2 separate regions of the Homo sapiens genome follow, and region 2 is linked to region 1. The links are chromatin loops, found by intact Hi-C in ENCODE. Cell type or tissue: ascending aorta. All regions are shown on one strand. Each heading gives the region's core, and the rest is flanking DNA. Links, peaks and the distances in the headings are about the cores only.

Region 1 (11,651 bases), core at 3,658-8,657:
CATTGAGATCACTCCACTACACTCCAGCCTGGATGACAGAGTGACACTTTGTTTCTATTAAAGAAAAAAAAAAGAGGCCAGAGGAGGCGGCTCACGCCTGTAATCCCAGCACTTTGGTAGGCCAAGGCAGGCTGATCACCTGAGGTCAGCAGGTCAGGAGTTCAAGACGATGGTGAAACCCCGTGTCTACTAAAAACACAAAAATTAGCTGGACATGGTGGCACACACCTGTAATCCCAGCTACTCAGGAGGCTGAGGCAGGAAAATTGCTTGAACTCGGGAGGCAGAGACTGCAGTGAGCCGAGATCACGCCACTGCACTTCAGCCTGGGTGACAGAGCAAGACTCCACCCCAAAAACAAAACAAAACAAAACAAAAAAAAAAAAAAAGAAAAAGAAAAAGAAAAAAAGGCAGAAAGAAAAAAGAAAATAATAATTAGGGTGAACATGAACATTGGGAAGAAATGAAAACGAAAATGTAGCTTTCTATCCAATAAGATGATTTTATACATGGAAAACCTACCAGACTGCTAAAAGACTACTAAAATTAATAGGGTATAATATAATGTAAGGGGCTGGATACAAGGTAAAATTACAAAAGCAGATAGTTTCTTTTCTTTTTTTTTTTTTTTTTTTTTGAGACGGAGTCTCACTCTGCCGCCCAGGCTGGAGTGCAGTGGCACGATCTCGGCTCACTGCAACCTCTGCCTGGGCTCAAGCGCTTCTGCGATTCTGCTGCCTCAGCCTCCTGAGTAGCTGGAATTACAGGTATGCACCACCACACCCAGCTAATATTTGTATTTTTAGTAGAGATGGGGTTTCACCATGTTGGTCAGGCTGATCTCAGACTCCAGACCCCGTGATCCTCCGACCTCGGCCTCCCAAAGCGCAGGGATTACAGGCATGAGCCGCCGCACCTGGCCAAAAGCAGATAGTTTCTCTCTATAATAACAATGAGGCAATGGAAACAAAATTGCATAAATAATGATAGCAAAAACTATATAAAATACGTAAGTGTAAGTATAACTTTTTTTTTTTTTTGAGACAAGGTCTCCCTCTGTCACCCAGGCTGGAGTGCAGTGGTGCAATCACGGCTTTCGGAATCAGGCAATCCTCCCACATCAGCTTCTGGAGTAGCTGGGACTACAGGAACGCTCCACCACGCCCAGCTAATTTTTCTTACTTTCTTTCTTTCTTTCTTTTTTTTTTTTTTTGTACAGACGGGGTTCTCCCTGCGTTGCCCAGGCTGGTCTCGACTCCTGGACTCAACCGATCGCCATCCTCGGCCTTCCAAAGTGCTGGGATTACAGGAGTAAGCCACCGCGCCCAGCCAGAATAAACATTTTAAGGAGGTGGGCCTATACGATTACAAAAAGAAAAAAATTTTGACTAATATAAAATAGTCGGCCTGGGGCAGTGGTTCACGCCTGTAATCCCAGCACTTTGGGAGGCTGAGGCGAGTGGATCGTTTGAATCCAGGAGTTGGAGACCAGCCTGGGCAACATGGCAAGACCACCATCTCCACTAAAAATATAAAAATTAGCTGGGCGTGGTAGCGTGCGCCAGTAATCCCAGCGACTCGGGAGGCCGAGGCACGAGAATCGCTGGAAACGGAGGCGGAGGTTGTAGTGAGTGGAGATCGCGCCACTGCCCTCCAGTCTGGGCGACAGAGCGAGACTCCGTCAAAAAAGAAAGAAAGAAAGAAAGAAAAGATGGTGTATACAAAATATTCTTGATTGCAGCTAAAGAGATTCTTAAGGAAAAACGCATGCTCTTAAAAATTTTTTTAACAAAGAAAGGCTGAGCATTAATGAATTAACATCCAATTTAAGAAGTTAGAGAAAACGGTACAGATAAGAGCAGAAATTAAAGAAATAGGAAACGAAGGTACATCAGAAGAGATCTGTGATCAGAGGAGCAACAAGGTCAAAAGTTGTTTTTTTGGAAAGGCTAATAAAATTAGCAAACCTCTGGGAATACTGATAAAGGAAAAACCTAAAGCGCACACTATTAAGGCTGGACATCAAGACACAGCAGGGAATCTAAAACCTGACTACTCCAGAGGCCCTCATCCCTGACACTCATAGATTCCCATTCATTAGGTTCTTTATTTCCCCACCAATTGACACCACAACTGCCAATGCATCATCCCCCGAAGCCAACAAAACCTCAAAATCACCTGAGCGACTATCACGCCATAAAACCTCGTGCACTGCATTTAGCATCGCGCGCCAAGAAGACTTAAACGGCCTCTGAGGGGGATTTCCGTTTCCTGTCCTCACCCCTGACACTGCACCTTCTAGGGCTGTTGATTTTGCACACGATCATTAGGACTGAGAGATTGTAGTCTACTCACTGAACACAGCGCTGTTACGGATCGGCGGAGACTTGGTCCATGAGTGGCGTTGTCAGGCGAGGAATATGGCTGCGCTATGTCGTGTCTCTTGGGAGCCGCCATCTTAGCACCCATTCCGTACAGTGGGCTGTTCCACAGAAGGCGGGGGCGAGAGGGCGTTCACGGGTAGAATCCCTCTAAGGGCAAGATTCTGGGAGAAGCTGGTCTTTGGAACTCGGTTCTATAAGTTTGGGCAAAGTTTAAAGAAGCAGAGGTGCGCCTCCTACCCAGGGAGGAGGGGGGCGTGTTCTGATGCTCAAGGGAGACACCACTGGGCAAGAGGGGGAAGAAGTCAGGGTGGTACAATCCCCCCCTTGGCGATACCACTGGGAAGAGGAGGAGTAATCAGGTTAACACAGGTGCCCGTCGTGGGCGATACCACTGGAGAAGAGGGGAAAGGAGTCAGGGTGTACAATCTCTCGATGTGCTGCAGTTACCATGGAGAAGACTTGAATTCCCCCCATCTCCGTTACCCTCCTTGCCCCACTACAATGATAGTAGTTAGGAATAATAGCCTTTGATATGGACAACCAATGGTTTGTTTGTTTGTTTTTCTTTTCTTTTTTGAGTTTCACTCTTGTTGCCCAGGCTGGAGTGCAATGGCACGATCTCGGCTCTCCACAACCTCCGCCTCCCGGGTTCAAGCGATTCTCCTGCCTCAGCCTCCCGAGTAGCTGGGATTATAGGCATGCTCCGCCACGCCCGGCTAATTTTGTATTTTTAGTAGAGACGGGATTTCTCCATGTTGGTCAGGCTGGTCTTGAACTCCCGACCTCAGGTGATCCGCCTGCCTCAGCCTCCCAAAGTGCTGGGGTTATAGGCGTGAGCCACCGTGCCCGGCCATGGGCAACTAATGTTTTTTTAGCAAATTATCAATAGAAAAATGCTTAGAGGCCTGGCGCGGTGGTTCATACCTCTAATCCCAGCACTTTGGGAGGCTGAGGTGGGCGGATCACTTGAGATCCAGAGTTCGAGACTAGCCTGGGCAACATGATGAAACTCGTCTCTACTAAAAATACAAAAATTAGCCAGGTGTGGTGGCACACGCCTGTAGTCCTAGCTACTCAAGAGGCTGAGGTGGGAGGATCGCATCAGCCCAGGAGTTAGAGGCTGCAGTGAGTTATGATTGCACCACTGCACTCCAGCCTGGGTGACAGAGTGAGACCACATTTCAATTTATTTTAAAAAAAGAAAAATGCTTAGAAAACAGCCAGGCGCGGCCAGGCGCGGCAGCTCATGCCTGTAATCCCAACACTTTGGGAAGAGGGTGCAGGAGGATCGCTTGAGGTCAGGAGTTCAGGACCAGCCTCAGCAAAATGGCAAAACCCTTCTCTACCAAAAATACAAAACTTAACGGGTGTGGTGGTGTGCATCTGTAGTCTCAGCTACTCAGGATGCTGAGGTGGGAAGATGGCTTGAACCCAGGAGGCAGTGGTTGCAAGTGAGCAGAGATCGCACCACAGCACTCCATCCTGGTCAACAGAGTGATACCCTGTCTAAAAAAGAAAGGAAAGGAGAGGAGAGGGGAGGGGAGGGGAGGAGGCCTGGCGCCATGGCTCACACCTGTAATCCCAATACTTTGGGAGGCCAAAGTGGGTGGATCACCTGAGGTCAGGAGTTCGAGACCAACCTGGCTAACATGGTGAAACTCCATCTCTTGTATTAGTAAAATACAAAAATTAGTCGGGCATAGTGGTGCGTGCCTGTAGTCCCAGTGACTCAGGAGTCTGAGACAGGAGAATAGCTTGAACCCGGGAGGTGGAGGTTGCAGTTAGCCGAGATCACATCACTGCACTCCAGCCTGGGTGAAAGAGCGAGACTCCATCTCAAACAAACAAAAAATGTTATTGATCTTGGCTGGGCGCGATAGTCCACGCCTGTAATCCCAGAATTTGGGGGAAGGCCGAGGTGGGCAGATCACTTGAGACCAGCCTGGGCAACATACCTTGTCTCTGCAAAAAATAAACAAAATTAGTTGCGCATGGTGACGCGCACCTGTAGTCCCAGCTACTCAGGAGGTGAGGAGGTGGGAGGATCTCTTGAGCCTGGGAGGTCCAGACTGCAGTGAGCCATGATCGCACCACTGCACTGCAGCCTAAGGGACAGAGCGAAACACTGTCTCAATCAGTCAAATGGTATTGATCTTGATTACTGAGTTTTTTTGGTACCCCCTTACATTTTACACTTAAGGCGAATGCCTCCCTCACCTTACCCTAGTCCTAGCCCTGCAGAGAAACCTTGTTATCTAAAATCATAGACTATCGGAAAATTTCCTGTTTGAAATAATATCAATAAGAATAAAACCTCCTACTCTTCCCTGGAGGATCTAAGTTACTTTGACACAGAGAAACAGCCTTGATTTCTGACCCAGGTGCAGAGCTTCAGATAATGGGTATCTGAAGCCAAAACTTCACATCTATGTTTAGTGTTTTTTTTTCTTTTCTTTTTTTTCTGAGATAGGGTCTCACTCTGTCACCCAGGCTGAAGTGCAGTGGCATGATCACAGCTCACTGCAGCCTCAACCTCCTAGGCTCAAGTGATCCTCCCACCTTAGCCTCCCAAGTAGCTGACAGACTACAGGCACACGCCACAACGCCCGGCTACCTTTGTTCATTTTTTGTAAAGACAAGATATTACTGTGTTGCCCAGGCTGGTCTTAAACTCTTGGGCTCAAGGGATTCACCCACCTCAAGTGCTAGGATTACAGGCCTGAGCCACTGCACGCAGCCTATCTTTTGTGGGTTTTTTTGAGACAGAGTCTCGCTCTGTTGCCCAGGCTGGAGTGCAGTGTGTGATCTCCACTCACTGTGACCTCCGCCTCCCGGGTTCATGCGATTCTCCTGCCTCAGCCTCCCGAGTAGCTGGGATTACAGGCATGTGCCACCACACTCAGCTAATTTTTGTATTTTTAGTAGAGACAGGGTTTCATCAAGTTGGCCAGGCTGGTCTCCAACTGCTAACCTCAGGTGATCCAACTGCCTCAGCCTCCCAAAGTGCTGAGATTACAGGCGTGAGCCACTGCGCCCAGCTTCTTTTGTGTTTCTAAAGAAAAAGGACCCTAGGTCTGCTTCACAGTCTGAACCTAATGTTAATCCTTTTCCATACCAACCTCCTTTGCTTTGGGCTTGTCAAAACACTGCTTCATTTAAACTTTACCTAAACTCCACTCCTATATCCTATACTAATCCCATTTCTTCCTTTGTTCATTGACACTAAGGTGATCAACCAACTCTGTTTGCCCAGGAATAGGGTTTACTGGGACAAGGGCATTCAGTACTAAAAGCAGGAAAGTCCTGGGCAAACTGGAACAAGTTAAGTTACCTTAGGTGAGACATCCCCACAGTTCCTGTGGGGCGTGGTCTTCCTTGCCGCAGCAGGTTAATAAACCCATCTCTTTTGCGACTATGGATGTGACCTTGGTAGTCTTTATCAAGGTCATTAATGTTGGAAGAGTTCACAGAGGTGAAGTTTGAGATCAGTCCTAGTATGTATTGACGGTGGAAAAATGAATAGGCCTGATTCAGGCTTCAGGTCAGCGGGGTATTGCTGGGGGAATAGTTAAAGGCTGAATGCTAAGCTGCAGAAAGGCAGTGATGGTGGAAGAGTTATCAGAGCACTAGATTGAGGTCAGACTAAATACTGCTGGGAAGCCGGGCGTGGTGGCTCACGCCTGTAATCCCAGCACTTTGGGAGGCCGAAGCGGGCAGCCTGGCCAACATGGTGAAACCTTGTCTCTACCAAAAAAACAAAAATTAGCTGGGTGTGGTGGCTCACGCCTGTAATCTCAGCTACTCGGGAAGCTGAGACAGGAGAATCGCTTGAACCCGGGAGGCAGAGGTTGCAGTGAGCCGAGATCGCGCCACTGCACACCAGCCTGGGCGATAGAGCGAGACTGTCTCACCAAAAAAAAAAAAGATGGGGTTTAAAGTTGGTCCAGAAGTGGTGAAAATGTTAACAGGGGCCCAGATTTTAGATTTTGACAAGGGAGTTATTGACGGTGGATTAGATAACAAATGACCAAGTTCGAGGTCCAGCCAGATGAGCAGTGGTGGCAGCAGAGTTCATAGAAACCAGCAGTTTGAGATTTCTTGTCTAGACCAAATCTGGGGAGTTGTAGACAGATGGTGCAGCTGACCAGTGGCTGCATCGGGGAGGTGGGATCTGGTTCCTGGTGGCCAATGGGATGAAGTAGCAGCCTGTTCTAGGGAGAAGCCCCTGTTGCTATGTGCAGGGTGAAAGGGACCTGAGTTGCTATAAATAGTTAGCCAATGAATGCACGAGAAGATGGGCTTTAGTCTCTTCAGCCTATGGCAGTCATGGTAAACTGTTACTAGGTAGTAACTAACCCCGTTGCCATGTGAAGCGAGGCAGCCAAAGCCTAGCTTGAGAAGCTGTGGACAGAAGGCGCAGTTAGCTAATGGCTGAATATAAGAAACAGGCTCTGGTCTCCCAGGTCAATATGAGGCTGCCTGATCTGTAAATCAGCAGAAGTCCCCATTGTCCAGTGCAAGGAAGGGGCAGGACGGACATAGCCTGACGGGGAGGGTGCAGGTAAATAGCACAGCTGGAGGTATTTGAAGTGGGTGGGGGCACAGCCCGAGGTTGCTTTGGAGAGATGGTGCAGCTAGCCAATGGCTCTGTGTGGGAGGCAAGCTTTAGTCTCCATGGCCAATGAAATGCGAACATCCTTGTCACTAGGCGAAATAATTTTGCGGTTCAAATTACATCATTAAGAATGAAGCATCTTAATGCCTGAGAGACTAAATCACTTTGACACAGAACAGGAGCCTCAATTTCCAACCCAAGTGGAAGACAGGGAGGAGATGTAACATGAGAGGTTGCAGACAGATGACACAAAAAGGAAAAGAAATAAGTTAAATTAACTTTAATAACATACTTTGTTTGAACTACATTAACCAAACATTCTTATTTCAACAGGTAATAAATTTTTAAAATTACCTAGATATTTGGCATTCTTTTTGTGGTAATAACACTGTGAAATCAGATGTGTATTTTACACTGACAGCACATCTCAATTTTGAAAGCTAAATTTTCATCAGAAATACTTGATTTGTACTTAGATTTCACAAAATTTAGTTGAAAACATAGGTTAACATTCCTGGCGTGGTGGCACACGCCTGGAATCCCAGCACTTTGGAAGGCCGAGGTGGGTGGATCACCTGAGGTCAAGAGTTTGAGACCAGCCTGGCCAACATGGAGAAACCCCGTGTCTACTAAAAATACAAAAAATTAGCCGGGTGTGGTGGCATGTGCCTGGGAGGTTAAGGCAGGACAATCGCTTAAATCCGGGAGGTGGAGGTTGCGGTGAGCCAAGATCATGCCATTGTACTCTGGCCTGGCAACAAGAGCGAAACTCTCTCAAAAAACAAAAACAAAAATATTCACAAGTGGCCAGGCACAGTAGCTTATGCCTGTAATCCCAGTACTTTGGGAGGCCAAGGAGGGAGGATTGCTTAAGGCCAGCAGTTCCAGACTAGCCTGGGCAACACAGTGAGACCCTGTCTCTACAAAAACTAAACAAAATTAGCTAGTCATCGTGGTGCTCCCCTGTGGTTCCAGCTACTCAGGAGGCTGAGGAGGGGAGATGGCTTATGGCCAGAGGTTCCAGGCTGCAGTGAGCTATGATTGTGCCACCATACTCCAGCCTGGGCAACAAAGAAAGATCCTGTCTCTAGAAATAAATAAACAAACAACAACAAATTCACAAGTCATTCCAAATATACTTTAAAAGTTTTCCAATAATTTAATTATCTATTTTATTGTGTGTGTGTTAATTTTTTTTATTTTTTACTTTTGTGGGTACATAGTGGGTGTGTGAGTATCTAATTTAAATGTTAAATTAACTAAAATGAATAAATTTAGAAATTCAGTTCCTCAATCTGATTAGCCTCATAGTTTTTTGTTTTGTTTTGTTTTGTTTTGTTTTTTGTTGGAAACAAGGTGTTGCTCTGTCGCCCAGGCTGGAGGGCAGTGGTACAATCATAGCTCACTGCAGCCTCGATCTCCTGGGTTCAAACAATCCTTCTGCTTCAGCCTCCCAAAATGCTGAGATTACAGGCATGACCACTGTACCTGGCCTCATTAGCCTCAAGTGCTCAATAACCATGTGGCTATTTCGGCCTTATCTGATGGCACAATTCTAGACAACATGACTTTTTTTTGAGACAGGGTTTCATTCTGTCACCCAGGCTGGAGTGCAGTGGCATGACCACAGCTCACTGCAGCCTTGACCTCCCAGGCTCAGGTGATCCTCCCATCTCAGCCTCCTGAGTAGCTGCTACTACAGGTGCAAGTCACCACACCCCAGCTAATTTTTGTAGAGACAGAGTTTTGCCACGTTGCCCAGGCTTGTCTCAAACTCCTGGGCTCAAGTGATCCTCCCATATTGGCCTCCCAAAGTGCCAGGATTACAGGGGTGAGGCACCGCACCCAGCCTCAATAACATGCCATTGATGGTGATGGAGCTGAGTGATATTGTGGCATATATATTTGGTTTTGTCCCAGTTTCCGGACAAATGGCTCCAAAAACCCTTGGAATATCCAGAATGATAAGAGTGTCTTTTGCTTGTTAATGAGATGACTGGTGGCTGGGGGCCTCTAGATAGCTTCAGGTTGGGGGCTGAGCAACTAAATAGGGAGTTGGGACTTTGAGCCCCACCCCCAACCTCCTGGGAGGGGAGAGTGGCTGAAGATTGACTTGATCACCAATGGCCAATGGTTTAACCGATCATGTCTAGGTAATGAAGCCTCCATAAAAAACCAAAAGCATCAGCGGTGGCTCATGCCTGTAATCCAAACACTTTGTGAGGTCGAGGTGGGAGGATTGCTTGAGCCCAGGAATTCAAGACTAGCCTGGGGCCGGGCATGGTGGCTCACACCTATAATCCCAGCACTTTGGGAGGCTGAGGTAGATGGATTACTTAAGGTCAGGAGTCAAGACCAGCCAGGCCAACAGAGTGAAACTCCATCTCTACTAAAAATACAAAAATTATCCAGGTGAGGTGGCTCGTGCCTGTAGTTCCAGCTACTCAGGAGGCTGAGGCAGGAGGATCGCTTGAACCTGGGAGGTGGAGGCTGCAGTGAGCCGAGATAGCACCACTGCACTCCAGTCTGGGAAACAGAGAGAGACTCCATCAAAAAAAAAAAAAGAAGAAGAAGAAGCATAGGTCACAACCTGTGCTTGCCATTGGCATCTGAAGTTGGGGGAGGTTTTGTGATACTGAGCCCATGATACTGAGACCATCACCTGATGGTCACCTGACATTGCTGGTCCTAGGTGTGGGAGGAAAGCCTTCTCCTGCCCTGCTCATGCCTAACTAGCTGCCTACTATAACTCTAGGGGATCTGACTTCCAGGTAGGTAATGTTGGAATGGAATTGAATTAGAGGACACTGAACTGGTGTTTGCTGGAGAATGTGCCAGAAATTTGCTGGGGGGCAGGGGGCACTGGGGAACCTCCACACATCTGGTATCAGAAGTGCTGAGTGAGAGTGGAGTGTAGGAAAAGGAGACCAGTCACAGTGGCTGACTCCTGTAATCCCAGCACTTTTGGAAGCTGAAACAGGAGGATCACTTGAGGCCAGGAGTTTGAGACCAGCCTGGGCAACGTAGTGAGACCCCCATCTGATATGGTTTGGATCTGTGTCCTCTCCCAAATCTCATGTTGAATTGTAATCCCCAAAGTAGGAGGTGGAGCCTGGTGGGAGTTGATTGGATCATAGGGGTGTTCCTTCATGAGCGGTTTAACATCATCCTCTTGGTGCTGTTCTCTCGATAGTGAGTGAGTGAGTTATCAAAAGATCTGGTTATTTAAAAGTATGTAGCACCTCCCCCTCTCTCTTCCTGTTGCAGCCATTTAAGTCGTGCCTGCTTCCTCTTCACCTTCTGTCATGATCGTAATTTTCCTGAGCCCTCCTCAGAAGCTGGGCAGATGCCAGCACCATGCTTCCTGTATAGCCTGTGGAACCATGAGCCAATTAAACCTCTTTTCTTTGCCCAGTCTCAGGTATTTCTTTATTTTTACTGTTATTTTTTATTTTTAGATGGAGTCTCTTGCTCTGTTGCCCAGGCTGGAGTGCAGTGGCAAGATCTCGGCTCACTGCAAGCTCCGCCTCCCTGGTTCACATCATTCTCCTGCCTCAGCCTCCCGAGTAGCTGGGAGTACAGGCGCCCGCCACCACGCCCGGCTAATTTCTTTGTATTTTTTTTAGTAGAGATGGGGTTTCACTGTGTTAGCCAGGATGGCCTCGATCTCCTGACCTCGTGATCCGCCCGCCTCGGCCTCCCAAAGTGCTGGGATTACAGCGTGAGCCACCGAGCCCAGCTTTTTTTTTTTTTTTTTTTTTTTTTTGAGATGGAATCTCGCCCTGTCGCCAGGCTGGGGTGCAGTGGTGCAATCTCAGCTCACTGCAACCTCTGCCTCCCAGGTTCAAGTGATTCTCCTGCCTCAGCCTCCCGAGTAGCTGGGACTACAGGTGCGCTCCACCATGCCTGGCTAATTTTTGTATTTTTAGTAGAGACGGGGTTTCACCATGTTGATCAGGATGGTCTCCATCTATTGACCTCGTGATCTGCCCGCCTCGGCCTCCCAAAGTGCTGGGATTACAGGCATGAGCCACTGCACATGGCCCCAGGTATTTCTTTAGAGCTGTGCAAGAACAGCCTAATGTACCATTTCTTTTTTTTTTTTTTTTTTTTTTTTTGAGACAGAGTCTTGCTCTGTCACCCAGGCTGGAGTGCAGTGGCGCAATCTCGGCTCACTGCAAACTCTGCCTCCCAGGTTCACGCCATTCTCCTGCCTCAGCCTCCCCAGCAGGTGGGACTACAGGTGCCCGCCACCACGCCCGGCTAATTTTTTTTGTATTTTTAGTAGAGACAGGGTTTCACCGTGTTAGCCAGGATGGTCTCGATCTCCTGAACTCGTGATCCGCCCGCCTCGGCCTCCCAAAGTGCTGGGATTACAGGCGTGAGCCACCGTGCCCGGCCCTAATGTACCGTTTCTTAAAAAAAAAATTAGCGGCTGGGCGTGGTGGCTCACGCCTGTAATCCTAGCACTTTGGGAGGCCGGGGCAGGTGGATCACCTGAGGTCAAGAGTTCAGGACCAGCCTGGCCAATATGGTGAAACACCGTCTCTACTAAAAATACAAAAATTAGCCAGGCGCGGTGGCACGTGCCTGTAATCCCAGCTACTCGGGAGGCTGAGGCAGGAGAATCGCTTGAACTTGGGGGGCGGAGG
Region 2 (11,651 bases), core at 3,884-8,883, 160 kb before region 1:
AATCAGATCCAAAGAGAAATATTCCCCTGTTCTCCTGCTGAAACCCACTCAGTGGTTCTTCCTCACCTCCAAAAAGTGGCCCATGCACCTTCAAGTGGAGTCAAGGTTGTTCCTATCCTGGTCCGTCCTAACTGTCCCATCTTTCAAGCCCCCTCCCATTTCAGCCTTTTCACTGATCTGCTTATGGTCTCTTCACCACCTGGTGCTGGTTTATGTCCCTGGGTCTTGATTCCTGCTGGTCTCTCTGTTTGTAAAATTCCTCTGTGTTTCCTTCAATTGGTTCATCCTTATTCCTTCAATGCAACTTTTTAAAAATTTATTTGTAGTAGAGACAGGTTGCTCTGTAGCCCAGGCTGGAGTGCAGTGGTACAATCATAGTTCACTGAAGCCTCAAACTCCTGGGCTAAAGCGATCCTCCCACCTCAGCCCTCAGCCTCCCGAGTAGCTGGGCCCATAGGCATGCACCATCGTGCCCAGCTAAGTTTATATATATAATTTTTTTTCTAGATATGAAGTCTCCCTATGTTGCCCAGGCCGGTCTTGAATGCCTGGGCTCAAGCAATCCTCCCACCTCAGCCTCTCAGAGTGATGGGATTACAGGTATGAGCCACTGAATCTGGCCTCAGTGCTAGTCTCTTTTAGAAATAATGATACTTGGCCAGGTGTGGTGGCTCATGCCTATAATCCCAATACTTTGGGAGGCCGAGGTGGGAGGATCGCTTGAGCCCAGGAGTTTGAGACCAGCCTGAGCAATATGGCGAAGCCCCGTCTCTACCAAAAACCAACAAACAAACAAACAAAAAACAAAAAATTAGCCAGGCATGGTGGCGCTTGTATTCCCAGCTACTCAGGAGGCTGAGGTAGGAGGACCACTTGAGCTGGGGGAGGCTGAGGCTGCAGTGAGCCAAGATTGTGCCACTGTGCTCTAGCCTGTGTGACAGGCTGAGACCCTGTCTCAATAAAAAGAAAGGAAATAATGATACTCAATGCTAAAATGGAGTATAATGTAGGATTTTTAGAATAAAACAACTCACTTGGAAAGCAAAACCTCAAGGAGGGTTATGCCCTTATGCCCAGGAATCCTGCTGTGGCCAGATAGTTAAAGGGAAAAATGGAGAAACAGGTCAATGTTTCCAGATGAAATGATGAGCCTTTACTCTTAGCTGCAGCATGAGTGTTCATGTCGTGGCCTGGCCCTGGGCCACTGTGACATGGGGACCTCCAGCACAGAGAAGCCCGCTGTTTCTTTCCTGTGATTCCAGAGCCTCACAAGACAGGCATGGGACTGAGCCCCAGAACAGTGAAACCCCAGACCTGGTGGCAAAGGAGCAGCAGGAGCTGAAAGTGCCCGCTGCAGAGCTGATGGTGTGGCACCAACTCAGGGTGTGAGGGGACTGTCTTTCCGTGGGGGTCACACCGAGTGTTACCACCTCCTTCCCTATCAAACACTGGGACAGGCAATATATGTGGGGTGGGACCTTTCTCTTCCTTTCTTGTTGGTTGGGGTGGTGGTGAGTAGGGAAGAACCAAGGAGAGAAGACAAGGATGGAGTGCTTATGTGGCCACATAGGCCCAACTTTGGGCCTACTCTCCACAAGTGAGAGGAGGGGAGAGGCCCCAAGTACCAGCCTGTGACGGGGCTGTGGTCGCTCACACTGTGGTCAAGAAGGCCCAAGGCAGTTAAAATGGAGGCACTTCTGCCAGGCATGTGGGGTCAGACCCACAGGTCTCCGAGGAGCTGGAACAAGGCCTTCATCCTGGCTTCTCTCTGCAGAGAACACCCCTGGGCCTGCTTTCTGACAGAACTTGCCTCAAGGAGGGGGTGGGTGGCAACCCAGCACTTATTTGATGCCTACTGTATGCTAGGCACCATGCCAGCTGCTTTTCTGCAGCTTATCGAATTCGATGTTCACAAGAAGCTTGCAAAAGAGTATATGGCATCTGCCTCCCACGCCTCCTGCCTTGATTCAAGTCTTCATCCCCTCTCACCTGGATTATAATTTTCATTTCCTAACTGTTTTCTTTGCTTCCAGATCTTGGTTTTGTCTATTTGTCTTTATAGACAAAGTTACAGAATTTTTAACTGTATTCAAACACACAAATGGTAGCAAACTGCACTGGCAAGCATGTCACTTTTAAGGAGGTTGGGCTCTACCTCATTACCAAGAAGTACCTCAGATTCTGAGGAAAAGCAGAAACTCTCGAGGTGCCAACCTGCTTCATGGGCCTGGCCTGCTCCAGCCTCAGCCCCACAGTTACCTGGATGCTGCCTGGGCCCGGGGCAGGGGAAAAGACAGGAAGACTCTTTCCACTCAGCAGTGCTGGGGAGCTGGAGAGATTGTGGGTCACTGAGATGAGACCTCGAAACTGACAGGCAGAACTCTGGGTAGCTATCAGCCTCTCCTGGGGGTATAACAATCCATAAAGAAAGAACACCAACTTAGCCTGGCACAGGGGCTCACATCTGCAATCCCGAGGCAGGAGGACCACTTGAAGTCAGGAGTTCAAGACCAGTCTGGTGGCCAAGCATGCTGGCTCATGCCTGCAATCCCAACACTTTGGGAGGCTGAGGCAGGAGGATTGCTTGAGCCTGGGAGTTCGAGACTAGCCTGGGCAACATGGCGAGACCCCATCTACCTTTTTATTTTACAAAAAATAAAAAATTAGTCAGGCATGGTGGTGAATGCCTGTAGTCTCAGCTACTCAAGAGGCTGAGATGGGAGGATCACTTAAGCCTAGGAAGTTCAGGCTGCCGTGAACCATGGTTGTGCCACTGCACTCCAGCCTGGGCAACAGAGCAAGACTCTGTCTCAAAAAAAAGACCATCCTGGGCAGCATAGCAAGATCCCATCTCTACAAAAGATAAAAAAATTAGCTGGGCATGGTGGCGCACACCTGTAATCCTAGCTATTCAGGAGGCTGAGCTAGGAGGATTGCTTGAGTCCAGGAGATCCAGGCTGCGGTGAGCTCTGATTGTATCACTGCACTCCAGCCTGAGCAACAAATGAAGACAGAAGAAGGAAGGAAGGAAGGAAGGAAGGAAGAGGAAGGAAGGGGGGGGGAGAGAGGGAGGGAGGGAAAGAAGGAAGGAAGGATCAACTTGATTCATAAATGGATCGAATCAAATACTTTTGCAGAAATCCTAGCAAATGACTCACCCAGAATATTTAAACATTGTCATTGGGTTGCAGTGCGGGTGGAAACTTGGTGAAAACTAGCCCTCTAAAGGCAGAAAGATCATAGATGTCCATGTTAGGGCTCCACACCAGTCTGAGCTCCCCCTTAACCCACCTTCGCTCCCTGAGGTCCCCCCTTGCATACACACTGCCAGTGGCCAACCTTCCCAAACACCAGTCTGACCAAACATTTCCTCCGCTCCTCCTGTTGTCCTCTGTGATCCAGCTACTGCCCCCCACCCACCTCCCCTGCTCCCAGGCAGCCTTCTTTGTCTACTTGGCAAATCCCTTCTCACCTCCCACAGCTTAATTCTTTTTTCTCTTTTTCTTTCTTTTTTTTTTTTTTTTTTTTTTTTTTTTGAGACAGAGTATCAGTCTGTCACCCAGGCTGGAGTGCAGTGGCAAGATCTCAGCTCACTGCAACCTCCGCCTCCTTGGTTCAAGCAATTCTCCTGCCTCAGTCTCCCTAGTAGCTGGGATTACAGGTGCCCACCACCACACCCGGCTAATTTTGTATTTTTAGTGGACACAGGGTTTCACCATGTTGACCAGGCTGGTCTCGAACTCCTGAACTCAAGTGATCTGCCCGCCTCAGCCTCCCAAAGTGCTGGGATTACAGGCGTGAACCACAGCACCCAGCCCCACAGCCTAATTCTAAGGCGACTTCTTGGCAGCAGCGTTCCGGGCCCCCTTCTGCCCCTCAGGTGGAGTTGAGCAACTCGCCCCAGTGCTCCCAGCTTTTCTGCATGTGCTGTTGGCAGGCCTCCCAAGGTCCCTGACTGCACTCGGCTGTAATGCCAGCTTCTTTCTTTCCTGCCCTGAACGCCCTCTCACTCTCCTTTCATCCCAAATACCAGGACCAACATCCAGTCCACCCTATGCCTGGTTTTGCATCCTCAGATTCAACCAACCAAAGATAGAAAATATTCAGAAAAAAAATAAAATAAAAATAATACAAATAATACAGTATAGCAACTATTTACATAGTATGAAGTATTATAAGTTATCTAGAGATGGTTTAAAGTGTACAAGAGGATATGTGTGCATTACATGCAACCACTACACCATTTAATATCTGGGGTGTGAGTATCCGTGGGTTTTGGTATCCGTGGGGGTCCTGGAACCAATTTCTCCTGGATACTGAGGGATGACTGTACTTGGCGAATGTGTGGATAGAAGAATAAATGGAGGCTGGGCTGGTGGCTCACGTCTGTAATCCTAGCACTTTGGGAGGCCGAGGCGGGTGGATTGCCTGAGCTCAGGAGTTTGAGACCAGCCTGGGCAACACGGTGAAACTCCGTCTCTACTAAAATACAAAAAATTAGCCAGGTGTGGCGGCAGGCGCCTGTAATCCCAGCTACTCAGGAGGCTGAGGCAGGAGAATTGCTGGAACCCGGGAGGTGGAGGTTGCAGTGAGCCGAGATCGCACCACTGCACTCCAGCCTGGGTGACAGAGCAAGACTCCGTCTAAAAAATAAAATAAAATAAGAAGAATAAATGGAAAATGTGTGTGGATCCTGAGACTTTGTGAAGTTCAGTCATGTGTCCAAGATCTGAGATCTAAGCTTTGTGAATGAATCAGTAGAAACCCCTCGGCTCCAGTGTTGGCAGGTCTCCTCCTCCATGCAGCCCTCCCAGGGAACTGGCTCTGCTTGGGAAGTCTGTGGGGTCCCTGGGGCAGCAGCTGGGTGAGTCCTGGAATCAATCCTCATGTCTGGCTGCCGAGGGGCATCTCCTTCCTTAAAATCATTTGCGGGAGGCTTGGGTCGGGCCGTCCAGTCCTTCCTTAGTCTGGGACTGCAGGAGAAATGGTGGGGACCAAGCACACAGAGGCAGGTAGAGGTGTGGTAAGTGGCGATTCTGGGTGAGACAGGATGCTAATTGGATCCCACTTGGGGTGACTTGATAACGGGTTTGTGCAGGGTCACTGAGGACCCTCCTGGCTCCACGAGGATTCACTCAGCCTGGTGGTTGGACTAAGAGAAGGCCCTGTGGCCAGGAGCCCGGTTGGGTTTTGAGGTTATTCTGAAGAGGGGGTGCTGGGTGAGTTGGGGTATTGATGCCCGGCAGCCCAAGCAAAGGGTTCGAAGGACGCGGGGAGGTGGCTGCCTCCCGTCCCCCACAGGCTCCTCTGCCGCCTCCTGAACAGTTTTCCTGCCACGTCGAGGTGCCATGCTCGGGCATTCCCGGGGTCCTGGGCCAGGAAATGGCAGGTCCCTGGATCAGGAGGCCCGAGAGCTCTGGTCCTCGAGTCCCACTTCCTCTGCCCGCAGAGGGGACTGGAGGGGCGCGATTGTGCGCCACCCCGATTGCACCCAGATTCGGTCGTTTCCAGAACCTCTTCCCAGGAGCACGGGGAGCGGGAGAGCGGGAACCCCAAAGAGGAGCTCTGGGTCCGGCGAGTCCGGGTGGCGACTCGAGCTGAGCCCCCTCTCCCGCCGCAGCGCTGGGAGGGGCTCCGTCGCCAGCCGTGCCCTCTCGTCCTGCTCACTCACCCGGGCCTAACGACAGCAGCTGGCTCTGCGAGGGGTTCCCCGGGTTGGGGCCCCTAAATTAACACGCGGAGGGCCAGGGGGAGGCAGGGGAAGGGGGGCGGGGCAAAAGCTGCAGGGAAGCAAAACGGAGGAGGAGGTGCAGACAGGAGCGAGGAACGGCGGGCAGCGGGCTCGGCCCAGCTTCACGATGCGAACGGGAGGGGGCGCCAGAGACCGCCAGAGGCCAAGGTCCAGCGCTACTGCGGCACAGGCGCCGCCGCGTAGTCCGCAGTCAGAGGGCGGGGCCCGCCTTCGCAGCCACGGTCACGGTCGTGTTCACCCAGGCTCCGCAACCACCCGCAGAGCTCACGACGTGAAGGAGCAGCCCTCCTCCTTTCCTCTTCCCTCACCTCCTCCATCTTCTCCATCCTCCTCTTCTTTTGATAGATTGATGGATCAGAGATGGATGTGTGTGTGCGCGTACGCGTGTAAAGATACTTATCAAAGCATTATCCTTAAAAAAGGAAACATCTGAAGCCACAGGGAATATGAAATTAAAGAAACTCAGGTAGACAGTCTCTTTAAAAATATTATGGAACCATTTGAAAAATTGTTTATCAATACTATGTAACATCATGGGAAATTATTTTCATGTACTATTAAAGCAAAAAAGGCAGGATACACACACAGAAATCTCCATGTAAAAATGTGAACTATACACAGAACAGGAATGATCATCAAAACTCCCTCCAAGTACGAACAATGGTTTTCTGCAGGTGTGGTAATGCCTTTGTAGAATGTGCATAAATTCATATTAAAATAAATGGAAGCCTTTCCTTTTTATAGATAAAGGGAAGCCAGGTACATCCCAGGCTGTGGCCAGGCAGGAAAAGGAGCTGGGCAGGGCTTGAGGAGGGCACCGGGGCTCCTTGGTAAGGCGATGTCCAGATGTCACCCAGGCCTGTGGGTCGGTCCTACATATCTGTGCACCCCTTCCCCTAATACCCAGATATCCCTTTTCCTTAACAATCCCCACCCTGATATACACCACAGACCTAAACTCTTAGTCCATATGCCTCTGGAAATAAACTCCTGTCAACATTTGTCTGTTCAAAACAGTTAAGAATCTCTCAATTGATCTAATGAATTGAAGAAATCTATCCCCACGTTAGAAACATGCACATGTTGGCCCTGATTTAATTTCCCAGTAACTACAATTCCCCAGTAACTACATATGCATATGTACCGGACAAACAAGGCAGCTTTCCATTCCCAACTCCTCTTCCCTGGCTGATGGTTCTCAGGAGAATCTAGGCATCTGAGCCCTAGCCCCAGCACCCTAATGGAGAGTGCAGGGCACCTGGATAGTGGAGGCAGGCCTAGAAGCTTTTGGTGTAAAAGATGAAATTGAAATAAAAAGACCCACAGGTAACCATGTGTCAAGCACACATCTGGTACCCAATACATCTTTATGGAATAAAATAGACATTAAAATGCTACAGGTATAAGTTAAAATATTGGCAAACTGACTAGCAAGGTTTAGAAATCCACATTTAAGACTGGTCTAGTGGTGATAAATTCCGTCAGCTTTTTCTTGTCAGGGAAAAACTTTAATTTCTCCTTCATTTTTGAAGGATAGCTTTGCTTAAGACACAGGCAGAAAAATATTTCATGACTTCACTTATATGTAGAATATTTTTAAAAGAGCTCAGGCTGGGTACAGTGGCTCACACCTGTAATCCCCACACCTTGGGAGGCCAAGGCAAGAAGATCACTTGAGCCTGAGAGTTTGAGGCTGCAGTGAGCTATGATCACACCATTGCACTCCAGCTTGAGAAAAAAATAATGCTGCTCTGAATGTGGGTGTGCAAATATCACTTCAAGGCCCTGCTTTCAATTCTTTTTTATATATACTCAGAAGTAAAATGGCTGAGTTATATGGTAGTTCTATTTTTAATTTTTTGAGGAAACTCCAAACTATTTCCTATTGGTTGCACATTTTATTTTATTTTTTTAGAGATAGAGTCTGGCTCTGTCGCCCAAGCTGGAGTGCAGTAGCACAATCTTCGCTCACTGCAACCTCTGCCTCCCAGGTTCAAGTGATTCTCCTGCCTCAGCCTCCCGAGTAGTTGGGCTTACAGGCACCCACCACCATGCCTGGCTAGTTTTATGTATTTTTAGCAGAGATGGGGTTTCACCATATTGATCAGGCTGGTCTCAAGCTCCTAACCTCAAATGATCCACCCACCTCAGCCTCCCAAAGTACTGGGATTACAGGCATGACCCACTGCGCCAGCCTGGTTGCACCATTTTACAATCCCACCAACAGTGCACCAGAGTTCCAATTTCTCCATATTCTCGTCAACACTTTATTTTGGGAAAGTTGTTTTCTATGACTTGTCTCCCGCCCTTCTGCCAGTAACAGGAAGTACTAGAGACAGAGGCCCAGCTCTCTCTTCTAGCTCCTTGATCAATGCCTAGCTCCTTGATCAATGCCAGGCCCTGACTCATCCCTCCATTTATTCCAGTCACAGGGACAAGATGAAAGAGAAAGGACACGTCAGGTGCAGAAAATACAGGAAAAGAGGTCCTAACTGGGGAGAAGAGTGAGGGGAATCAAATGGGGGGAGCTTCCATTTCTCACCTCTATTCCCTCAGTCTCACTTTGAGACAGAATGAGACACTGTCTTGTAAAAAAGTGAGGGAGGGCCAGGCACAGTGGCTCGTACCAGTAATCCCAACACTTTGGGAGCTCTAGGTGGGAGGATCACTTGAACCCAGGAGTTCGAGACCAGCCTGGGCAACATAGTAAGACTTTTTGTCTCTACAAAAAATTTAAAAATTAGTCTGATGTGGTGGTGTGTGGCTGTGGTCCCAGCTACTCAGGAGGCTGAGGTGAAAGGATTCCTTAAGCCCAGAAGGTCAAGGTAGCAGTGAGCCAAGATTGCGCTACTGCACTCCAGCCTGGGCAATAGAACAAGACCCTGCCTCAAATAAAAATAACGCTATGAGCACGGGTGTACAAATATCTCTTCAAGACCCTGCTTTCAATTCTTTTTCTTCTTCTTCTTCTTTTTTTTTTTTTTAGACAGGGTTTTACTGTTGCCCAGGCTGGAGTGCAGTAGCAAAATCTTGGCTCACTGCAGCCTCAATCTCCTGAGCTCAAGAGATCCTCCCAAGGCGGGGCGTGGTGGCTCACGCCTATAATCCTAGCACTTTGGGAGGCTGAGGTGGGCGGATCACCTCAGGTCGGGAGTTTGAGACCAGCCTGGCCAACATGGTGAAACCCCGTCTCTACTAAAAATATAAAAATTAGCCAGGTGTGTGGCGCGCACCTGTAATCCCAGCTACTAGGGAGGCTGAGGCACAAGAATCACTTGAACTCAAGAGGCGAGGTTGCAGTGAGCCGAGAGCATGCCACTTCACTCCAGCCTGGGCAACAGAGTGAGACTCTGTCTCAAAAAAAAAAAAAAAAAAGAGAGAGATCCTCCTGCTTTAGCCTCTCAAGTAGCTGGGACTACAGGCACATACCACCACTCCTGCCAAACTTTTTAATTTTTTTTTGGTAGAGACAGGGTTTCACCATGTTGCCTAGGCTGGTCTTGAATTCCTGGGCTCAAGCGATCCACCCACCGCCTCAGCCTTCCAGGGCACTGGGATTACAGGCATGAGCCACCATGCCGGGCACAATTCTTTTGATGTATACTCAGAAATGAAATTGTTGGATTATATGGTGGTTCTAGTTTTAAGTTTTTGAGGAACCTCTAAACTATTTCATATCAGTTGCACCATTTTACAATCACACCAACAGTGCAGTGCACCAGGGTTCCAATTTCTCTACGTTCTCACCAACACTTGTTATTTTCTATGTTTTTTTTAAATTATAGACATCCTAATGGGTAGACACGTTTTCATGTCAGATCTACCAGCTTGTTGGGTCAGATTGTAAAATATTTCATTAATATTTTTATATTGATTACATGCTGAAATGATGCAATTTAGGAGCTATTGAGTTAAATAAAATATATGATTAAAATTAATTTCACTTGTTTCTTTTTACTTTTTATAAAGTGGTTTCAAGAAAATTTAAAATTACATAGGTGGCTCACGTTATATTTCTATTGGACACTGCTGAGCCTGGCAGTGAAAAATGAAGCAGGTTAAACATAATTATGAGGCCAGGAGCAGTGGCTCGTGCCTGTAATCCCAGCACTTTGGGAGGCCGAAGTGGGAGGATCGCTTGAGCCCAGGAATTCAAGACAAGCCTGAGCAACAGAGTGAGACCCCGTCTCTTAAAACAAAAACAAAAACAAAACAAAAACATAATTATGGTTTAAAAATTATGCCTTCAGGCCAGGCGCGGTGGCTCACGCCTGTAATCCCAGCACTTCAGGAGGCCAAGGCGGGCAGATCACTTGAGGCCAGGAGTTCGAAACCAGCCTGGCCAACATGAGGAAACCCCATCTCTACTAAAAATACAAAAATTAGCTGGGCGTGGTGGCACAGGCCTGTAGTCCCAGCTACTCAGTAGGTTGAGGCAAGAGAATCGCTTGAACCCGGGAGGCGGATGTTGCAGTGAGCCGAGATTTCGCCACTGCACTCCAACCTGGGCAAAAGAGTGAGACCCTGTCTCAAAAAAAAAAAAAAAAAAAAAATATATATATATATATATATATATATATATATATATATATCCATCCAGTTATAAAACTGTAACCTTTGGTCAACATATGACCAAAGGATTATTCTCGTTGCTGTTGTTGTTATTTTTAGACAGGGTCTCTCCCTCTGTCACCCAGGCTAGGGTGCAGTGGTGTGATCTTGGCTCACCACAACCTCTGCCTCCGGGGCTCAAGTGATCCTCCCACCTCAGCCTCTTGAGTAGCTGGGACTATAGACACACACCACTGCACCCAGCTAATTTTTATATTTGTTTGTGGAGATGGAGTTTCACCATGTTGCCCAGGCTGAACCAAAAGATTATTATATAAAACAGTATATTGATAACTATATGAATCCCAAATTCTACATTATCTTAACAAGGATCAAGAAATGGAGATGGGGAAGGGCAGAGCCACAGTCAGCTGTAGATTAGATTCTTTCTCTCAAATAGATGAACCTCAAGAATGTCATTTCTATCTTAACCATGGCAATTAGAGATCGAAGATCAAGAACACATGGGGTTTCACATCCTAATATATTCTGGATCAGAATTTGCTGTACAATGGATGGGTGGGGATACAAGTCCTGGAGGGCACTGGGGCAGCAGGGCTGAATGTCAGGGCAGCCTAGGGCATAGGGTGGAAATGTGAGCCAAAGAAAGCTGGAGGCAGGAGAGAAAATGACAAATGTCACTTCTTGGTCCCTTCAGTGACTTCCTCTCAGCCACCTCTCTAGCAACTGAATGCAGGGGTCTGACTTATCTCCCGCCTTGCTGCCAATAACAGGAAGTACTAGAGACAGAGGCCCAGACCCTCCCTCCCAGCTCCTTGATCAATGCCAGGCCCTGACTCATCCCTCCATTTATTCCGGTCACATTGACAAGCTGGAAGAGAAGGGACACGTCAGGTGCAGAGAACACAGGAAGAGAGGTCCTGACTGGGGAGGAGAGTGAGGGGAATCAAATGGGGGGAGCTTCTATTTCTCACCTCTACTCGCTCCATTTATTTTACTGCCACTTCTGCCCCATCCCCCAGGGAGCCCAGGTCCCCACGGTCCCCGGGCCAGGCAGGCAGGTGGGTTCTGGGGGGAAAAGGCGGCTCTCCCAGCACCTCTGTTATGAGATATGTCTCAGGCCTATGGTAGCTAGAGCTGTAAATCACTCTTCCTACCCTAGTCAGTTAGAAGGATGAAGACAGAGTTGTCTCCACATTGGGCCGGAAGATGCCAAGTCTTCATCCAGTGGTGCTGCCTGACAAATTTGTCCTCCTGCACCCATGTGGGGAGCACGTGGTCAGGGCTGAATGCAAATTCCTCACCATCCTGGGTCCAATATAACCAA

Evidence for each region. Peaks named below come from ENCODE experiments on the same cell type or tissue, not always from the same donor. Only the 100,000 strongest peaks of a DNase experiment are listed, where the experiment ranks them.
Region 2: it touches region 1 in a loop (5-fold over the local background); 7 of 110 quality-filtered maps call a loop at or near these places.

Annotation. Positions count from the first base shown.
Region 1 is chrX:47,357,206-47,368,856 of GRCh38, reverse strand. No RefSeq gene overlaps it. Among named protein-coding and RNA genes, the nearest start is that of ZNF157, 7.5 kb to the left of the region's middle. RefSeq lists enhancers at 2,107-2,206, 2,327-2,656, 6,782-6,981. In ascending aorta, for the core only: a CTCF peak has its summit at 6,444; DNase peaks (open chromatin) are centred at 6,586 and 6,946; H3K4me3 peaks cover 553 bases; H3K27ac peaks cover 1,371 bases.
Region 2 is chrX:47,517,796-47,529,446 of GRCh38, reverse strand. No RefSeq gene overlaps it. Among named protein-coding and RNA genes, the nearest start is that of ARAF, 38 kb to the left of the region's middle. RefSeq lists silencers at 5,610-5,659, 5,720-5,789. In ascending aorta, for the core only: a CTCF peak has its summit at 5,876 (motif pointing right); a DNase peak (open chromatin) is centred at 5,876; H3K4me3 peaks cover 1,101 bases.